3 separate regions of the Mus musculus genome follow, and regions 1 and 2 are each linked to region 3. A link is a loop called in an ENCODE intact Hi-C map of the cell type or tissue named here. Cell type or tissue: heart. All regions are shown on one strand. Region 1 has its middle 15 kb from the start of Gm28979. Region 2 has its middle 20 kb from the start of Gm24638. Region 3 has its middle 280 kb from the start of Gm24638.

Evidence for each region. Hi-C counts contacts between places; a loop is a spot of excess contacts. Peaks named below come from ENCODE experiments on the same cell type or tissue, not always from the same donor. Only the 100,000 strongest peaks of a DNase experiment are listed, where the experiment ranks them.
Region 1: it touches region 3 in a loop (5-fold over the local background); 6 of 42 quality-filtered maps call a loop at or near these places.
Region 2: it touches region 3 in a loop (4-fold over the local background); 3 of 42 quality-filtered maps call a loop at or near these places.

What each region holds. Positions count from the first base shown.
Region 1 is chr9:101,324,594-101,329,593 of GRCm38, forward strand. No RefSeq gene overlaps it. Among named protein-coding and RNA genes, the nearest start is that of Gm28979, 15 kb to the right of the region's middle. In heart, no CTCF peak of the experiment used is centred here; a DNase peak (open chromatin) is centred at 2,598.
Region 2 is chr9:101,410,792-101,415,791 of GRCm38, forward strand. No RefSeq gene overlaps it. Among named protein-coding and RNA genes, the nearest start is that of Gm24638, 20 kb to the left of the region's middle. In heart, no CTCF peak of the experiment used is centred here; a DNase peak (open chromatin) is centred at 2,560.
Region 3 is chr9:101,675,179-101,680,178 of GRCm38, forward strand. No RefSeq gene overlaps it. Among named protein-coding and RNA genes, the nearest start is that of Gm24638, 280 kb to the left of the region's middle. In heart, no CTCF peak of the experiment used is centred here; a DNase peak (open chromatin) is centred at 2,583.

The DNA of each region.
Region 1 (5,000 bases), 350 kb before region 3:
AGAACACAGCTCACAGAACCAACTAAGCAGGGCTCACCAGGCTCATGAAGTCTGCACAGATCTGTGCTGGGTCCTCTGCATACATGTTATGGTGTTTTTGTTTTTGTGGGACTCCTGACAGCGAGAGTGTGGGAATCTCTGACTCGACTGCTCTTGGGATTCTTCCTCTGACTATGAGGGTTTGTGCCTAATCTTACTGTATCTTGTTATGCCATGTTGCGTTGATATCCCTGGGAAGTCTGCTCTTTTCTGAAGGCAAGCAGAGGAGTGGATGTGGGGGAGAGAAGAAGTATGGGGAGAACTGGGAGGAGTGGAGCAGGAGAAACTGGTTGGAATGTACAATATGAGAGAAGAATAAAAATTTTTTCTTTGTTCTTATGGAGTTCTGCATACAATCTTCATAAGGTCACAGATCTCTTGAAGCCCAGGATGATATCTGAAACCCTTGGTTAAGAATACTTTCTTCATGTAGAAGAATGAGAATTGATCCATTCCTATCTCCTTTTACTAAGGTCAAATCTAAGTGGATTAAGGAACTCCACATAAAACCAGAGACACTGAAACTTATAGAGGAGAAAGTAGGGAAAAGCCTCGAAGATATGGGTACAGGGAAAATTTCCTGAATAGAACAGCAATGGGTTGCGCTGTAAAATCGAGAATCGATAAACAGGACCTCATAAAGTTGCAAAGCTTCTGCAAGGCAAAAGACACCGTCAATAAGACAAAAAGGCCACCAACAGATTGGGAAAGGATCTTTACCAACCCTAAATCAGATAGGGGACTAATATCCAATATATATAAAGAACTCAAGAAGGTAGACTCCAGAAAATCAAATAACCCCATTAAAAATGGGGATCAGAGCTGAACAAAGAATTCTCACCTGAGGAATACCGAATGGCAGAGAAGCACCTGAAATCATCAGGGAAATGCAAATCAAAACAACCCTGAGATTCTACCTCACACCAGTCAGAATAGCTAAGATCAAAAATTCAGGTGACAGCAGATGCTGGTGAGGATGTGGAGAAAGAGGAACACTCCTCCATTATTGGTGGGATTGCAAGCTTGTACAACCACTCTGGAAATCAGTCTGTCGGTTCCTCAGAAAATTGGACATAGAACTACTGGAGGATCCCGCAATACCTCTCCTAGGCATATATCCAGAAGATGTTCCAACCAGTAAGAAGGACACATGCTCCACTATGTTCATAGCAGCCTTATTTATAATAGCTAGAAGCTGGAAAGAACCCAGATGCCCCTCAATAGAGGAATGGATATAGAAAATGTGGTACATTTACACAATGGAGTACTACTCAGCTATTAAAAACAATGAATTTATGAAATTCCTAGGCAAATAGATGGACCTGGAGGGCATCATCCTGAGTGAGGTAACCCAATCACAAAGGAACTCACACAATATGTACTCACTGATAAGTGGATATTAGCCCAGAAACTTAGGATACCCAAGATATAAGATACTTTGCCCCTTCTTAGAATTGGGAACAAAACACCCATGGAAGGAATTACAGAGACAAAGTTTGGAGCTTTGACGAAAGGATGGACCACCTAGAGACTGCCATATCCGGGGATCCATCCCATAATCAGCCTTCAAACGCTGACACCATTGCATACACTAGCAAGATTTTGCTGAAAGGACCCAGATAGAGCTGTCTCTTGTGAGACTATGCCGGGGCCTAGCAAACACAGAAATCGATGCTCACAGTTAGCTATTGGATGGACCACAGGGCCCCCAATGGAGGAGCTAGAGAAAGTACCCAAGGAGCTAAAAGGATCTGCAATCCTATAGGTGGAACAACAATATGAACTAACCAGTACCCTGGAGCTTGTGTCTCTAGCTGTATATGAATCAGAAAATGGCCTAGTCGGCCATCAGTGGAAAGAGAGGCCCATTAGTCGTGCAAACTTTATATGCTTCAGTACAGGGGAACGACAGGGCCAAGAAGTGGGAGTGGGTGGGTGGGGGAGTGGGTGAGGGAGTGTGTGGGGGACTTTTGGGATAGCATTGGAAATGTAAATGAAATAAATACCCAATAAAAAAAAGGGGGGGGAGGAGAATACTTTCTTGGTCTGTAGAGATGGCTCAGTAGTTAAGAGCAAATGTTGTTTTTGTAGAAGACCTGAGTTAGAGTCAGATATTGGGCAGCTCAAAACTATCTGTAACTCCAGCTCCAGGAGATCATGCCTTCTTATGGCCTCAGAGAATACATGTACACACACATGATTAAAATTGCTTGCTTTAGTCTGACCTTGAAAGTTTCTCTGTGGTTCCTTGCTCTCTCAGCACCAGCTTAGCTCTAACTAATTTTATATTTAGTCAACTAGCACTTTGTTGAGTGGTTCAGGGCTCCAGTTACCTTAATAACAGGAATCAACACTCTAAATAGCTGCAAAGAGTGCTTCAGACACTATAAATATCTACCCCTATTGGGTAGGTTATTAGATTGGCATTCTGGCTCACAAATCCTTTACTTCATACAAAAGAGGTTCCCAGAGTTCAGCTACGTCTAGGTGGAACTGTAAAATTCATGAAATAGCAGCACTGTGTTCCAGATCTGGGAGCAAGCAAGCCCTCCCCCAACACCTCCGGCTAATTAAAGTTATCTGGCCAGTGGCCTGTCATGTAGTGCCATACCTATCCTCAACTGAACTTTGATCTTGCATTTCCTTAGCTCATTTGGATTTTCTTCCTGCTGGAACAACCTCTTTCTTTTGTCCCATAGATTACTCGTGAAGGGTTGGAAGAATGTGGAGGTCATTTGTTGCAGAGGGCTTAGGAGAGAAGCGGCTGGCCCCGGTCTCAGGGTTGGAGGGTGACAGGAAGAGTAGAAGCCATCGGAGTCTGGTTCAGTCTCTTTCTACTCTGTGGATAAGTTTTCTTTGAGTTTTGGGTAAGACAACTTTGGAAGTTGAGCCTGTAGCATAATGTGTAGGGAGACCTCATTTTATGCCTTAGATATATTCTTGCAAATTTGATAATAAAGTGAATTTCAGTAAATTATATATCTTATCATGTTTTTCAAAGATTAGAGCTGTATTCCTTCTATAAAAGCTTTCAGCCTTGGGTATACACTAGACCATAATAGGAAAACTACACGCTTAAGGGGAAAAGAATTTTCTGATGAATATTAAAATAATGGTCTGAACAAACCAACAAATATTAAATTACAAAACAAGAATCTTTTGTCTAGAGGAAAACAAAGCCAGACTATTTCTTTAAATACAACATATATACATATATGTATTTATAGGTAAATATCTGTTTTGAAAAGCTCCAATTTCCTCTTCTTGATGATCTTCCATTTTCACTGATTAAGTTCCATTTTACATGATTATCTTTCATGGTCAGTATTAATTGTTTATTTAACAACCTGGCTTAGCTTGCTGTAATGTTTGCTCAGTGGCTTGTGTAAATTCTCCATCATTGAAAATCAGCTTTCCTAAGAGCATTATTAAGATTATTTCTGTAAGCACATCTTTCTCTATAGTGAGGCTTCTGCAATTGGGATAGATAAACAAAGGAGCTATTGGAGGTATTCTAGTGAAATATCTAGTGGCATTCACTAGATGTAAGACATCACATCTTATAATTTAATTAAAAACCTGTGAGATGACATGAAGTTTTGATTCCTCCCTCTCTCCCTCTCTCCCTCTCTCCCTCTCTCCCTCCCTCCCTCCCTCCCTCCCTCCCTCCCCCCCTCCCTCCCTCCCTTCCTTCCTTCCTTCCTTTCCTTCCTCCTTCCCTTCCTTTGATAGGATCTTGCTGTGTACATTAGGAGGGTCGTGAACTTGTGACTTCACTCCCCCATTTCCTGGGTTAGGAATATAAGCATGGCACACTTGGCCTGACTAAATTTAGGATAATCTATTTATTTTGGAAATGTATTAGCTTATAAAGAATTGGGTTTTTATTATGGTTTTGTCAAAATATTTTAATTTTTTCCTCTACCAACAGTTCCCCCACTCTCTTTCTTTTGTGTTTTCCCATCCCATTCCCAGTATCCTTTCTATTTCACACCACATGTGACCTTTACCCAGCCCCACCCTTTCTCAACACTTCTTGTTTCCCTCTTGCAGTCTCCTGTCTAGTTTCACACTCTCTAACCCACTTTCCCAAACTCTTACTAACACAGGGTCTGCAGACAAGGGGGAACAGGTGATTGTTTTTCTTTCTGAGACTTGGTCACCTCACTTACTATACAATCCTTTACAGTTCCATCAGTTTTCCTGCAAATTTCATTTTTTCCTTTACCTTAGTAGTTTAAAACTGTGTCTGTGAATGTATGTGTGGGTGTGTGCATGCATGCAGGTGCCCTCGGAGGCCAGATGACCCCCTGAAGTTATAGGTGGTTACAACATGGGTGTTGGGGACTGAATTTGGGTCCTCTGCAAAAGCAGTATATGTATTTAACTGTTGAGCTATCTCTCCTGCCTCATAATTCCATTTTTTCTCAACAGCTGATTAAAATTCCACTGTGTGTGCATGCCACATTTTTATTATCCATTCATCTGTTGATGGGCATTTAGGCTGGCTCCATTTTCTTGCTATTGTAAATAGAGCAGCAATGAACACGGATGTGCAAATATCACTGTGGTAGGTTACAGAGTTCTCTGGGTACATTCCAGGAACGGGCTAGCTGTGCCCTGTGGTCATTCTATTTTTATTTCTTGCATGTAACACTGACTCTTACAAAGGAGATCCAATGCCAGCCTTCTTCCCTTAATTATTTGCCATGATTGCTTTTCCTCCAGACAACATAATCATGGTGACTATCTTAGCCTAATCGCCTAATCCCAAGGCCAATGCACTGTATTGTACAGATGATTTCAGGAGGAAAGATGAGCTTGAACAAATGAGCTTCCTAGGCAGTCTCCAAACTTCACATTAATTAATCATTTCAGCCCTCTTCCTCGGTAAACTTGTAACCAGAGCAGGTAACAGTGAGCAAACGGATAGGCTTGAAGTTCATCTTCTTTTGTTTTCC
Region 2 (5,000 bases), 260 kb before region 3:
ATGCGCCATTGCTTTCAAGCCGGTGTTAGAGCAGAAATGTGGAAGAGCGCATCAGAGGAAGGGGTCCCAAGGACACCCTTGGTATGCTTCCTCTTCCTGCTTGATGCAGTTCAGCGCAGTGATCTTTCAAGCTCTGTGCTGAAGGCAGGCATACAACATATTCTTCAAAGGCATGCTCGCTGACTTACTTCTAATAGGGCCCCATCTCCCAAGAGCCCATTCAACATAAACTTGTCAGTGCTCAACCCGATGATGACGTCAGTGCCTTCTTCATCCAATAGTACCGCTAGCTGGGGATCAAATCGTCAACAGGCCAGTCTCTTGAGGGCTGGGATGACTCTTCCTATCCAAATCCTGACAGCCTCCAGGGAGTGAGCCCATGACTGATAGAACAGCTTTGGGAAACTGCCTGGCATTCTCGGGGAGAGGCAGTCTCTTTCTGGGGAGGCAGCTCCAGGCAGCATCCCCTCCTGGGCTATAGCTAAGCGAGAAAAATCTGAGCACTTTTCTCATCAAGCTCAAATCAACTGCGGGAAGCCTCAGAGGGGCCTTCTCTGTGCTTTCCTCGTCATCCCCATCTCGACAGTCCTACAGGTTCTGAACGTTAATCAGTGTCATCGCGAGTCTGCTGATGTTACGAAGAACTTAATTGGTTCTTTGGAGGAAAATGAGTCACCATCAGGAGAGTAAGCTGCAGGGCAGGAACACACAAGGGGAAAGGGAAATGAAACCCGCACGCGGAAAAGATCAAGTGTGCCCTTACGCTTCTCCTCGGCTGCAGTCCCAGATGAGCCCACTTTTGCTGATGGGGCTTAAAGAGGTTTTCAGAACCATGGAGACAAAAGGTATTGCCTACTCCTCCCCCCACCGCCTTTGTTTCCCTCTCTCCTTTTCTGCATGTGCAGCCATATCCAGTGGAGGGGGAAGGGGACAGACCATCCACCCGACTGTCAGAGTTGATCATTGCTGACCTTATCAAAACACAGAATCAATACGCTCTCCTCCCAGTAGCCCAGAAAAATCATAAAGAGTTTGGACTGAAGCAATTTGAAGTGCAGAATCCCTTGAATCAGAAGACCAGCCAGTAAATTGTTGGGCCTCCGAATCCTTCCATGCCCTTCCTCAGAGTCGGACAAGACCAACAGCATCACTTGAGATCCTGTTTCCGGGTGGAGAGGACTCCAAAGAAGCTTTTGACCATCAAGCCCACCTCATAGAGAAGTGGTATTTTAGGTTTGTGGTAGCAGGGTGCTTTTGAAGGAAGCCTGAAGGAGGGTGATAACTAGAAGCTGGGACAGAGGCCTTCCCCCTCTCCAGCACCTCTCAGGAGAGCCTCTCCAGGCGTGACCCTGGACAACTCTACAGCCTGTCACATTTGGAAAGCCAAGCCGTGCCATGCCTCTTTCCCATTTCTTTGTTCTTTTAAAAAATGTTTTCTCCAGTTTACTTTCTCATTCCTTTTGATTTATGTTCCCCTCTTCCTCTTTCTCCTCTTCCTCCTCTTCTCTCCTTCCTCTCCCTCCTCTTCCTCCTCTCCCTCCTTCTCTCCTTCCTTTTCCTCTTCCTCCTCTTCCTATTCCTCCTCTTTCTCTTCCCCCTCTTCCTCTTCCTCCTCTTTCTCTTCCTCCTCCTTCTCTCCTGCTTCCTCCTCCTCTTCTTCCTCCCCTTCCTATATGCAGTACGAGTGCTGATACTGATCTTGACAGCATGCATCCTTATCTCTGGAGTCAAGTCATTGGCCCTCCAGCTGGTGTTTAGCATTGCTACCTACACAGGAACATTGTAGCTAGTCCTGTGGCCCTAAAGATCTGTGGTTGAGCTGTTTCTTCCCAGACCTCAGTCCTATTTTCACAGGGCCTTGCCCTTGGACATTTGGTACCCTCCCAAAGAACTTTATATTTGCCTTAGAAAATAAAAACAACTGTTCATGTTGTGCTTTATTGTTTGTTTGTTTGCTTGACTGTCTCCTCTTATGCAAGCAATTTGTCTGCTCCACAAACAGTTATCTTTGCCAGGTATGGGAAAACACCAGGCACAACACAGGTGAATTCTGGCCCTCATTGAGCCATGAAGAAGGTTGAATGACCGACAGAGAAAGCCCATATCAAACAATCTCGAGGAACGGCATTTAGAAAGACCAGAGTCCAGTGACTGAAGCGTGGTTAAGGACTTGATATTTTATTTTTGTCATAGAGCGAGTCTGGACCTGGGAGGAGAGAAAAATAGCCAGAAACGGCAACATCTTGTTTGTCAAGCGTGGCTCGGGTAGAGGTCCCAGAGGGTCAGGCTGCTGCAAGGACAGCATGAGTGGGGAGCTTGCCATCCACAGGGCTCATCCAAGGGCAAGGCTACAAGTGCTCTGCCAGCTGTTCTCGCCTGTCATTGCTGTGGACAGACACAAGTCTTGGGACTCATGGCTGCCAATGCTGGGGGCAAGGGAACACTTATCAGGAGAGTGTACAAGGACCCATAGTGACAGGCAGGCCCTGGTGCCAACTTTATTAATTGAAAGGAATGTAATCCACCTGATGTTTAAAAAATCACATGGGCCAATGAACAGAAACCTGAGCAAGCAGCCAAATAGGGTGGATGAAGCCAGACGGGTTGGTGTTCTCTGTATGGATGGAGAAAGTTGAGTGGGGGCAGGAGGAAGTGACAGCCTGGGCCACTAGTCACAGAGTCACTAGTGTGTGGAACCCACACCTATGATGCCAGACTGATGCCTCTGTCCCCTGCGCAAGCTAATGTGTCCCTTGGTAGATGAGCCTGCCCACATGCATGCCAGCTGTCAACATTTCCTGGCAGAGCAGTAGGACCAGCCCCTTGGAGCAGAGGAGCACTGGTGCCTGACCTCTATTCTCTGACTCTCACTCCCCACACAACTAGGCTCCAAGACTGGGGTATTCTGGGAAATTCCCCATGCTCCAAGATGTCATCAAACTGCAGATGAGGAGCAAGGGATGTGCCCACGGCAGGCACCAGCCACAGATGGCCCCAGCATCTAAATAAGCGTTTCATTAGTGTAGAACCTGGGGAAAAAATGGAGCAGGCTATGGGTAAACACAAATGAGTATGGAAAGTCAAGTTTAAATCCTGCTAGTTATGTTCGGTGCCTTCATAAAAATAAGCAAAGCACGCTCTCTCTCTCTCTCTCTCTCTCTCTCTCTCTCTCTCTCTCTCTCTCTCTCTCTCTCTTAAAGGGGCCACACTGTTAGCTGCAGTGCTCCTCCAGCTCTTGTCGAGTTATAATGTGGTCAGTCAGGGCTGGGCTCCACATAGCCTTTATATGCCTTCTCCTGTCATACCAAAATGGGCTCTCTCATCCCACAACTGTGTTTTATGCCATAAATGAATGGGAACATCTTTGCTTCTGTTTATCGTTATCCACCCTGGAAGGCTGATTCCTTCTGATTCCTCCTTTTGGAGGTCAGCACTCAGTTCTGATCAGAGAGGACATCCAATTCTATTTTCACAAGCTATGTGTTTGTTTATTTTTCTTCTCCTTCCCCAGTAGAGGGTGCCTGGACATGGTGTCTGTTCTCGGTATGACCCTGTGGCTTATTCTGAGCTCTTCTTCATCTTTCCCTGGGAATAGCAAGAGACCTCTGCCCATAACCCCAACCCCCAAGGATCCCAGCCTGCTCATCTTTCCTGATAGACACAGTCTGTTTAAGGAGGAGATTGTTTATTTATTTATCATATTTAAATTTTTATTAGCATATATTAATTATGCAAAGTATGGGTTTCATTATGACAGTTTCATATTCATATATGTGATACACTTATACTCACCCTCATCACCTTCTCTTTCTCCATCCCCCACCCCATTCCTTGTCTCAAATAGTTTATCTTCTATTCTTCTCTGTCTCTATAGTTCTCCCTTCCCTCCTTCCTCTCCCCATCTCAATCTATATCACACATAGGAGAAAACACACACAAAATTTGTCTTTCTGAGTCTGGCAATTATTTCTCCTAAGTGATCCTTTATTTCCATCCTTTTCTTTTTGTGTGTGTGTGCAAATGTTGTGATTTCATTTTCCTTTATGGCTGAATAAAACCCAAGAAAGACTTTAGACAGTGATTCTGAAAACCCCCTGAATGTGACCACAGTGAGCCATTTCATCAGATGACTGAGAAGGTGTGAGGTTTGACTTGCAGTTACCCTACCCATCTCTTCAGTGAACCTCAGTTACATCATCTGTAGGATGGGGCTTGGAGGGGGCTCATCTTCTTGGGCTGATGGTAGGTATAAGGCCAATGACCTTCAAAGAACCTCAGGAAGGCTGAGGAGCTCTTAGTTCTATACTGATTTGAGTGCTGTGTTTCTGGTTCTGAGCAGGTCTGACCGACTACTGTTTTGGGTCTAGGTGATACCCATGAAAGGTTCTTCTGGCTTCTCCGTATAATGGCCATGGATTTCCGAGCATCTCCTCTGTTTTGGTTTACATTCTGTGTACCATTTTACTCTTTGCCACTCCCCCTAGAAAAAGATGATTATTCAATTTAATGCATAATAAAGACTCAGGAAGGTTAAGTAAAAGGTCCAAGGTCTTGAATGTGATAATCGTGTGAGCTGGATTTCAGTTGATTTGCAGACTTTGGATTCCATCCACACCCCCATCCTTACTCTACTCACTGCCAGCTCCGTAGATTCTGTGAGATTCTAAGTAATCCAAGTGAGGCCCTGGAGCAACACTGTGTGAAGCTACAGTGTCTACAATGATGGAAATATCCTCTTCTTTTCCATCCAGCAGGAAACTGTTAGACACTTGAAGCATGGCACGTGTGACACAAATGAGTTAGACATTTTTAATTTTGTAGATGGGGTGGGAATAAACAACCTCTTTATAATTGGATGGAAGACCTGCTTCACAAGACAGACCTCATGCCTGCCACTGTTAACAGCGAGTAGATGTCTAGGTCATAGGTCCTATGAGAAACCAAGCTCCATTACTTGGTTAAATAGAGTAATAAACTGTTCCTAACTTATATATATATAT
Region 3 (5,000 bases):
AATAGCATTTCAAATGAGCCCTGACAAGGAGACCCTGTAGCAGATGAGCCATCCTGCCTAGTCACCAGGTTGTAACAATCACAAACCCAGAGACAGCATTCTGATGCTGTGCTTGTTCCTCTTGTTCCTGAAAACCTTACGTGGGTTACCACTTCTTGACTATGTGTAGTTAACAGTGAGCCAAATGTCACCATCTGTGACCACATTTTACCCATAAAACTGATTCAAACCCGTGATTCTATAATCTATCTGCCAAGTCATAAATCAAGAATAAGGAAACAGGACCCTGGTGCACCATATCCTACCAAAACATAGACTGTCTTATAAAATTTTCAGTGTAGACAAAATCCCATTAGAGCAAACCACTTCTCTGAACTGATCACTTTATTTGCATTAAAATTAGCATAATATTACATTTATGGAGGCGATATCTACGGAATTAGCACTGATGCTGACAATTACTGGAAAAATAAAGTTGATTCCCTACACCTATAACCTGAAGATGAATGGTAAAAGACAGGGCATTAGAGATACGCCGCTACAGTAACAGAGGGCAATGGAGATTATCAGGAAATTGCAAATGAATTGGATTGCAGGGGAAAGCCCAGAAAGCCACTATGGTGGACAGCAGAACTTTCTGGTAAGCAAGTCAGGGGTTGAGGGGGTTTTGTAGACATTAGTTGGGGAAGCTTCTATGGGTCTTGGGGCTTTTCCTCACCAGAGATGTTCTTGTATAGTGGTAGATAAGGTGTTCCTTAAGAGCACTCTCTAAGCAGAGATGATATTGCCACTCCACTGTGTTTTCTCCTCTGCTACGATTTGGGGAGTATATACTGGAACATGCCCAAATAGCCCACATCCCTGCAGCATCCAAACATCAAGGCCTGACCTTGATCCAGTAGAACTGCCAGCATGCCTTCCTGGGTAGATCTCGCAAACAAGGACAGATGTTCTTTCTTTCAACCCAACTTTATTGCACACTTACTTAGCATTGACTCTGCTCTTGTTGATATGGCTTCTTAGCTGGGCTTCAGGCACATCAATGAGTATTTATAACCATGTAGGCGGGGCTGTGAAGATTTAAACACCGGATGCCATGGTAACATAAAATGGGGGCCTTGACCTTGCCTGGCCAGCAGCAGAAATCTGAGTAGCCAGCATCCATGAGGTCAGCTCCTTCTCAGCCTCTAAAGACCATGTCTGCTTTTGCAAATGGAGTACGGAGAAAGGTACAAGAGAGGTCGTTCACAATTCCATCATTCATAAATTTTCCTGAACCTTTTTGGAAGGCGTTTGTATTTCCTGCCAGCCTCACCTCTTGGGGGTGATGAATTCCAATGAGTTCCAATACATTTATTATTCACTGAGAGAGAAAGTGCTTCCTTTTATGTCTGGAACTAAACCTGGATCACATTTGGCAGGATATCCCTAGTCACAGACTTGGGGATTTGGTAAGTCTATGGCTGTGGACCCACAAAATTGTGTGATCCCTCACCTCTCAGCCTTTCAGACAACACCCATTTATCTGCTCGTCTCAGAATCTTTACCTCTTGAGTCTTTTAGGAATGTAGCACCCAGGACATCCTTCAACCACCGTGCTTCATAGAAAAATCAAGATTGTTTTCTGTAAGGGAAGAAAGACTCCTGCTTATAGGATATGATCACGTGGTGTGACAACACACGGTATCTAGCTGAGACACTATATGGAGAAATCCTGCATCTGAAACCCCTTATGTTTGTGGGCCTTGTCTATGGATGACCAGATGATTAACACAGAAGAATGGAGGGGTTGGGGGAGAGGGGAGTAGATACCCTGTGCTGGTGGGGTCCTTGCTCCGATCATTGCTGAGGATTCAGACAGTTTATGTGATGCATAGTCAGGGAGTTTAGGGTTCAAGTTCATTGAGGTGGAAAGATTGCTCCTAATTATAGGTGGTACCACTCCATGGACTAAGGTCCCAGGCTTAATAAACAGGAGAAAGCCAACTGATCACCATGATCCATCTGTCTGTTTCCTGCTTGAGGATGTAATGTGACCATCCACCTCATTCCTCAGCTGCCGTACCTTCCCTGTCATGATGGATTCTACCCTTGAGCTGTGAGCCAGCTAAATGTCTTTCACCAAGTATTTTATCACAAAAAAAGTAACTAACATACTGCTTTATGGACCCAGTTGATTATTTAACTAACTTCAATATTTTCAAGACAAGGACTTCTACTTTGCGCAGGCTAGACCTGAAATCTTGTAGTCTCGGCCTCCCACCCACCACACTCAGCACGATGAAATTATTTATATTTTCTTCACAAAATTGTTGTATTTTTTTATAATCATATGCTTGAAATTTCCCACTTGGAAGCATTCGGAAACTGAAGGACAGAGTAGAAACATAAAGTGCTCAACCATTTTGTTGCACCTCCATTTCTTCTGAGTTTTTCCACGATACATTAATAATTCTCCTTTGTGCTGGGGTATTGTCAATTGCCCTTTGCATTCATGGCACCTCATGAACACTGTGCATGCCAGAGGAGTCTCTGAAAACATTGTTTGAAGTGGTTGCTCGACAGTCTGCCAAATGGATATAAATTTGGCCAGCAATTCTCCTTTGGCTGGGCCAACTGCTTCCAGTGTTGGTTATCACAAATATTTCTATTTTTAAAAATGTTGTTTTGACCTTCCAGGACAAGTCTGATTGTTCCCTGTTCACTACATATGATTGGAACTCTTTATCTAGCCCAGTGGTCTCCAAATTGAGGTGTGCTTACTCCAATTTGTGATGTAACATCAAATGTGGAAACAGTTTTTGTCGCTTCCTATCTTACACATTTACAGTTTCAATCAGTATAATGGACCAACGTCGCTGCGTGTGCAGGTGTTATGGTTTGAATCTGGAATGTCAAGCTCAAAATGTCAAGTTCTATATAATCGATCTCCAGTGTGTCTCATAACTTAGAGGCTGTGGGGCCTCTGAGAGGTAAGGCCTGACAGGTGGGTTACTAGATATGGGCGCTTGAAAACTGTACCAACCTCTGTCCCAGCCAAAGTTGTCTGTGTCCCAGCCCAAGTCAACTGATGTAACCACCAGTGCCTGCTACCACAGACCCAGACATTGCCAGCGACATGCCTTACCCACCAAGATGGTTCGAGAACTTCTTAAAACCATTGAGACAGACGGATTGTTTGTCCTGGAAACTAGAAAAGTAACTAGTACAGTATGCAGCTGCTATCAAGTGCCCCTAATCAAAAGACACGGACTTGGGCGTCCCTTTTAACTGCTGTTGGTGATAGTAATGATGGTGCTGGTGGTGCCGGTAGTGCCGGTGGTGGTGGCGACAGAGGCAGCAGCGGTGGTAACCACTTGCAGACCACTGAACTACATCACTCAGAAACTTTGCAAAGCTTTTTGTCTCCTGGAGTTTTCCTGAAGCCTTGAGACTTTTAGAAAAGGAAGGCACCCAGAGACTCCCAATTTTCTGCAGTCTCTTCTTGATCCCTTTTGGCAATAGGATACTTTGGTCATTGGAAGTATGTGTGAGGGGGTTGGGGGGGGAGGTTGCATGAGTTTGTGAGTGCATGTGTGCATGCAAACGTGTGTGGTGCAGGATGGCTCTCTTTCTCTGAACAGACGGGGGTAATGTTTCTCTAGCTTCCTTGAGCTCTGTCTTGGCTCCAAGTTAAATGCTTCTTTCTTCAGCCCCTGCTTCCTTCCCTAGTTCCGAGGCACCTACTTTTACTGCAGTTTCTGAGTGCTTCCCTGCTTCCTTTACCCTTTTACAGTACTATCATTTTTAAAGCTCCCCACCCCAACGTAAATAAAAATAAAAAGCATTCCTTTAAATAATGCCCCGGACCTTGTCACTTTATAATCTGTATTTGTTTTAATATCCACACTTTCAGCATGTACAATTTGGTGAATCTTGATGTATGAAAACTCACACGAATCCATCACAATAGCATGGATGTATTTCCCAAAGGCTCCCTGCAAAAGGGGTGTAGCCTGCTTCACCTACTTCCATCACTCACAGGTTAATAGAGGTACTTTATATTATTACAAAGTGGTCTGCCTTTTCTAAAGTTTATATAAATAGGGCTATTATGTGTCATTTATCTTCTGACTGGCTCCATGGAGTCAGTGTAATTATTCTGAAATCCATCAGTGTTGTTTTATCAATGGCTCATCCCTTATTGCTGTTGACTATCAGTACACGGCTGTATCCTAATTCATTCATTCACTTGCCTGTTAATAGACATTTGAATTGTGTTCATTTGGGGGCTTTTATGAATGAAATTGCTATGAGCCCTTACTCACCAGTCTTTGTACAGGTGTACACTTCGTTTCTCTTTGGAAAATATCTAGAAGGATGGGTGGGTCATAATAGGTGGGTTTTAAATTTTTAAATAGATTTATATCTTTGTTAACTGTGTGTGTGTGTGTGCGTGCACGCATGCATGGGTGCATGTATCAGTGCATGTACATGGGTGCAGATGCCTAAGGAGGTCAGAGTTGGAGTCACGAGTGATTGTGAGCTTCCAGTTGTAGGTTCTGGAACCAAACTTGAGGTCCTGTGGTATATGTGGTACATATATTAATTGATCACTATTCAGCCCAAGCATTTAAAAATAATTAATTCAAAATAGTTTTTCAAGGCAGTGATACCATATTACACCCTACCTGTGTGGGGGAGAGAATGTTGTTGGATCCCTCTCTTCCTCACGACTTGGCATGGGTCAGTGTTTCTATTTTTAGATGCTCTCACGTACCTGTAGAAATAGAAGTAGAGCACGTAAAATCCGAAAGCCCTAGATCTGAAATGCTTCAAAGATCTCAAGCCCTTCGAGAACCTCTATGATGCCACAAGTGGAAAATTCCACCCCTAGACTCATGTGATGAGCTGTAGTTACAACACAGGCACAGCAGAAAACAACAAGGGGCGTGGGGAATGGGAACCGACTTCACACTTAGACTTGGGTCACTTCGCTAAGAGATCTCATCGCATATTCC